Regions from separate parts of the Homo sapiens genome. Here region 2 is linked to region 1. Evidence: chromatin loops called from intact Hi-C (ENCODE). Cell type or tissue: PC-3. All regions are shown on one strand. Links, peaks and the distances in the headings refer to the core of each region. The heading gives the core; the rest is flanking DNA. Region 1 has its middle 54 kb from the start of COL1A2. Region 2 overlaps LOC105375409 (a long non-coding RNA gene).

The links. Hi-C counts contacts between places; a loop is a spot of excess contacts. Peaks named below come from ENCODE experiments on the same cell type or tissue, not always from the same donor. Only the 100,000 strongest peaks of a DNase experiment are listed, where the experiment ranks them.
Region 2: it touches region 1 in a loop (9-fold over the local background); 12 of 110 quality-filtered maps call a loop at or near these places.

Annotation. Positions count from the first base shown.
Region 1 is chr7:94,447,595-94,450,416 of GRCh38, reverse strand. No RefSeq gene overlaps it. Among named protein-coding and RNA genes, the nearest start is that of COL1A2, 54 kb to the right of the region's middle. In PC-3, for the core only: a CTCF peak has its summit at 1,095 (motif pointing left); no DNase peak of the experiment used is centred there.
Region 2 is chr7:95,688,955-95,691,776 of GRCh38, reverse strand. The region is part of intron 2 of LOC105375409 (a long non-coding RNA gene); the gene reads right to left. Among named protein-coding and RNA genes, the nearest start is that of DYNC1I1, 82 kb to the left of the region's middle. In PC-3, for the core only: a CTCF peak has its summit at 1,109; a DNase peak (open chromatin) is centred at 96; H3K27ac peaks cover 536 bases.

The DNA.
Region 1 (2,822 bases), core at 140-2,639:
GCCTACCAGTTTGCCAGGGGGGCATAAGCATTGCTGAATCCTGAATCAAACTCACTTTATGCCCTGTCCCCCAGACTCAGTAGGCTCTAGAGCAATGGAATAGAAACAAGTGAACTGACATACTGCAGAGAGTCAAGAGGCCGGGTGTCATAATCACCAGGAGATAACTGGGTTGGACAGAGTGGATTCAACGCTTTGAGCTGTCTGAGAGCATGCTCTTGGTTTGAAGATAAACTCTGTAACTTTACTGCCAACTGTACCCTCTTTTTTAGATTGCCCTGCACTCTGGGGATTCTCACTCTCAAGTGATTTGTGCCATTTGGTTTTAATTACCACTGTAAGAAAGTATATGGTTTATCTGCAAAATAAAAAAAAATCACCATGTTTATATTATATTTGAAATAGGGGACTGAGTATATAAATATGTAGATCAAAACATCAGTGAAATGCCCCAAACTGCTTTCTTTCATGATCTGAAATTTGAGATTATTGGATTTTGCACTTTAAAAAACCAATTACTTTAGCTTTATGTTTGTTTTTGTTTCCAAATAGGAGATAACGCAACTTCAGACAGCTATTTGCAGGTCTTTCCCATGTGGATGCACCCACTCTTTAAAGCTTTCTACTACCTGAATGCCCCTAACTATAATGTTGGTTTAGCTATGTGTTTTGGATGCTTTGCTAACCATTAAAGTTTGCTGTTTACACATCACAGTTATATCCTCCATAACCTTTTTTTTTTTTTTTGCAATAGTTAAAACTCACGTAATTGTAGGAAATTTGATGTAAATTTCAGTCCTCTCTAGAAATATTTAAAACACTGGATTTTTTAGAAGCGTATGAAGAATAGTATTTTAACACATAGCTTTTATTTTCACCAAGCCCACGTTAAACCAGGGTAATTTTATTCCATGTTGTGTAATGTTCTTACTTGTGATTATTCCTGCAGGTTTCTCTTTTTCTTTTTTTAAGGGCAACAACTAAAGGGCAACAACAGCTGCTGGAGTTACAGTTGTCAGACATTTTAGGTAGCTTTCCCCTTTGCAATAAACAGTTCTGTCGAAAATACCAAACAGTGTATATGTTGAGATTGCCACCCACTGGTGAAAATAGAGAATTTCCATTTTAATGAGTAATTTTAAAAAACATTTGTTTTTTTGTTTTCAGAATATGAGTTTGTACATTTAGGTTCTTTAAGAAATATGTTTCAAATCCCATTAGGAGGATTAAAAATTTCATTATTACAAATCAAGTTAATGTTCTACTGGAAGCATAAAACAATCATCATTATGAAAACATTTAAAGACCTTTATTTACATCTCTTGTATCCTCCACAAAGAAGAAAAAGTGAAAAAAGTTGTAAAACTAAATATGCCAAAGTGTTATCAGTGGTTATTGTTGATTAAAAGAGATCAAAATAATTTTTCTGCTTCCTTACAATTTTACTTACATTTTTCCTACAAAAAGCTTGTATTGCTTTAAAAGAAAATATAAACCTAAAGAAGAAAAATAGTTACATGTATGTATATAAATTTAAATGTATCTTTGGTGCTTTATGGAGTGTTAAAAAAGAAAAAGTATCACCCTAAATCAATGCCACATTTAACTAAACAGATACAAAAGGAACAAAAGCTTAGAGATTGAACTGCAGCTTTCATCACTTCACTAGCACAAATTTTAAATTCAAATGCATACATAAGAATTTATTATGTGATAAAGATGTAATTTCAAATCCGTGTACAAGGATGCTTGGTCACCTTACATTATATAACAAATAAATCCCAGATGTTAAAAATTCAAATTCAAAATTAAATAAACTTTAAAACATATAAGTGAGGCTGGGCATGGTGGCTCACACCTGTAATCCTAGCACTTTGGGAGGCTGAGGCGGGCAGATTGCCTGAGTTCAGGAGTTTGAGACCAGCCTGGGCAACATGGTGAAGCCCTGTCTCTACTAAAATACAAAAGAAATTAGCCAGGCATGGCAGTGTGCGCTTGTAGTCCCAGCTACTCAGGAGGCTGAGGCAGGAGAATTGCTTGAACAGGAGAGGTGGAGGTTGCAGTGAGCAGAGATCGCACCACTGAACTCCAGTCTGGGTGACAGAGCAAGACTCCATCTCTACAAAAAAAAAAAAAATCATATAAGTGAATATTTAGCTTAAGCAAAAAGGCAAAGAAAAAAATTATGAAGAAAAAATATAAAGGAAAACATATGTGCATGAAAATTGCCATAAAAGGAAATGATAAAATGGAAAAATTATTTATAGCATACAGAATGGACAAAATAAATAAGACATCATTTAAAATGGTCTATGAGCATTTGAAAAACACATTTAACTTCAATACTAATCAAAAGATTGTATGTTTTTTAAAAATGAAAAGTTTTGCTATAAAATTGGCCAAGATTTAAAAGATTTTATTATATCCAATGTTATCAAAAGTACTTCATGTTATAAAACTATTCTGCTGCTTAAAATTATTTCTTAAGAAGATATATAATAACATGGAAAAATGCTCATATAAAATTTAAATTAAAAATAGAATTTAATAATAAAATGGTTTTTTCTATATCTGTCCAGAAGTATATATTCCAAAGTTTAAATAGTGATTATCTGTATTACTTGAGTTATTGGTGATAATTGGCTTCATTCATTTCTGTATTTTTTAAACTTTTTGTAAAAAAAATTGCAAGTATACAAACTGCTTATTAAATTTTCTTTAAAATCGGGGTATAAAATAATACATATAGTTTGATTAATATTTTAGTAAAAATGAAAGTGTGTGTATATATAATTACATATATTTAAAATTCATATGTGTAT
Region 2 (2,822 bases), core at 25-2,524, 1.2 Mb before region 1:
CTCTAACTGACTTCAATTTTCTCATGTACCTATCCCTGAACCATCACTATAAAGTGGGGAGGGACAGCTCTGTTTGTCCAGGCCTGAGTCACAGGAACAGCACATCCTTCTACCTGTACGTACATGTTCAGAAGTGCCCGTGTCAATACAGTGCAGCTACGCTACTCACAGTAAAAACTGTGCTCATCCACATCTCAGAGGGAGGTGAGGTGAACAACTCCAAACTCGTAAGTAAACTTGTTGTCACTCTAAGTCCAGAATCTTTGGGTGATGAATATTTTTCTTGGTCCTAATGTGGCTTCTCATAGTCCAGCAAACTATGATTAAATGAAAACCGTAATTCACATTACACACTTAACAGGGAGAGATGATCACAATTGAAGTAAAGGCTTTCATTTGGCTTTCCAGAGTTGAGGTGAGCTATTTTGTCATATGACTTTAGCCACCCTGGAAGTTTCTCTCCTGTCCTTTATCCTCCATGGCCCATTTAAAGTGAGGACTTTCAGAAGGATGCCCCTTCCATGGACTGCATCTGTTCAACATCTCATTTCCTGAGTGAGTGGGTTTAGGGGCCTGGAATTGCCTCAGGGATTGAGCAATTGAAGGCTACTGTTTGTCAGGTTAGGGTTTCTCTGGCTAAGAAACTCCCTTCAAAAGTTAAGAGACAACAGTCCTTTAAGGTGAGTTTTATTGCCCTCATTTTATAGGTGTAGCCTCTAAGCTCAGTCATGTTATGTGGTTTTTGCCTAAATCCACAAAGCTGGGGAGTGACAAAGCCAATATATGTTACCAGAGTCTACTTTTACCTCTCTATTCCACACTGATTCTCTGTGTGTGCCTTATATAAAAATAGTTTTGTTTGCAATGTCTCCATTATTTTTAGTAAAACTTTTACATCTAGCAACTCTAAGGGGAAAATTCATGCTCAATACCTGCCCTCTCCATGCTCCGCTGATTTCCTCTGCTAGTAAGAAAACAATTAAAAAACAACAACAACAAAAAAAAAAAAACAGGAAAAATTCTCACTTTGTCCTGCAGGTGCCACCCTCATCACAGAACATCTATTTCCAGCTTTATAGCACAGATCTCTCAGGGCTGCAATAGACCAGATATTCATAGAAAATGGAAGAAGCTGGTTCATTCAACTTATGCATTTCACTGCCTGGATCAGTAAGATTGGTGTATTTTTTTTTTTTTCACTGCCTGTTGTTTCACTGACTCTTCCGCCCCACAAAAAAAGCACCAAGAAACAAGCTGAAACATTTCCGTTTGTCCTGTAGGTGCCACTGTAACCCTGGGATATTTCTTTACAGATCTGCAACTGGTTCTCTCAAGGCTGGAAAGGATTAGAAATTCTAGAAGATGGAGTCTAGTCTACACACAATTCAAACTAAGGACCCCTCACACCCCGCCCCTGGGTTTAGAGTTCCATAGCTCCAACACAGAAGTGAAATCGTTTCCCCTGGAATCTTTTCACTGCCTGTTTTTTAACTGTTCTTTAGCTTGTAGGTCCTAATGAGAAAATTTAAAAATTTATATTCATTTAGTTTTTGAATAAGTAATGTTTTCATATGGCTCAAAAACAAATTAAAATGATAAAAAGAATATGCTAAAAAATTTCCCTTTTACCTATTACATATCAAAGGTTAGCAAAGTTATTAGTTTCTTTTATACTTCCAGAGACCATTTTATGCACATACAAGCAAATACTTTAAAAGCAACTTTTTATTTTGCATGATAATGTACTATAACACCTTTTTTTCTGTGTCTTAATTATTCCATATAATACTATATCTTGGAAATCCTGTATATCAGTACATAAAAATTCCTCTTTGCCCCCACCTCTCTAGCTTTGAAGTATTCCCAGTTTATGGATACACCAAAATTTATTTACCCAGTTCTCTATTGATGAACATGTAAGTTGATTGTTTTGCCATTTAAAATAATACTGAAATGAGAAGTTTTGTATAGGGTCCATTTTGCATGTGTGTCAATATACCTAAATATATCTGAGAATTCCTGCTGAATTTCTCTGCCAGTCAGAAAAAAATAATGAAAAAACAGAAAAATTCTCACTTTGTCGTGCATCTGAGGATACATGTATTTGTCATGTTTACGGGCATTTTCAAATTGCCCTTCACAGGGCTTGTACCAGCTTGTGCTCCTGGCAGCCATGTAAAAATTGTCTATTTCCCAAAAGCTTGGCCAACACAGTATGTTTTGAATTTTTGCCAATCAATCTGAGAGTTAAAAAAAAAAGTTGTATCAATTATTTTCTTATTATTATGAGTTTGAGCATCTTTTGGTTTAAGAGCCATTTGATTTAGAACTGTTTTGATTGCAAGCAATAGAAAGCCGCAGTCTACCTGGCTCAAGCAAGATGTTTATTTTCTCATCACTGAAAAGCCTAGATGGAGAATGTCCAATGGGCCTTACTCCAAAGGCTTAAATGTCACCCCCGACTGTGATTTCTCTTTCGCACTCTCGCTCTCATTCTCTCAATCTCACTCTCACTCTCACTCTCACTCCAGCTCCCTCTGTCTTGGCCCTGTCCTTAGACAGGCTCCTTTCCCCTTCATTCTCGCAGCTCCAATCTCAGCAGAGAGATCTTGCTTGCCCTGAGTCTCTCTGACCTGAATTGAACAGGATGCAGTGTTCTGACTGGCCAGGCCTGAGTCATACAACCACTTCTGGAGCCGGGGATAGAGCCAAAATCACTCAAACTAGGTGAATTGAGAGATGTGAGAGGCATGGATTCCAGGTGTCCAACAGAAGATCAAAGTGACATTAAATGTAGAAAGACAACTAAGCGCTGGCTTGGC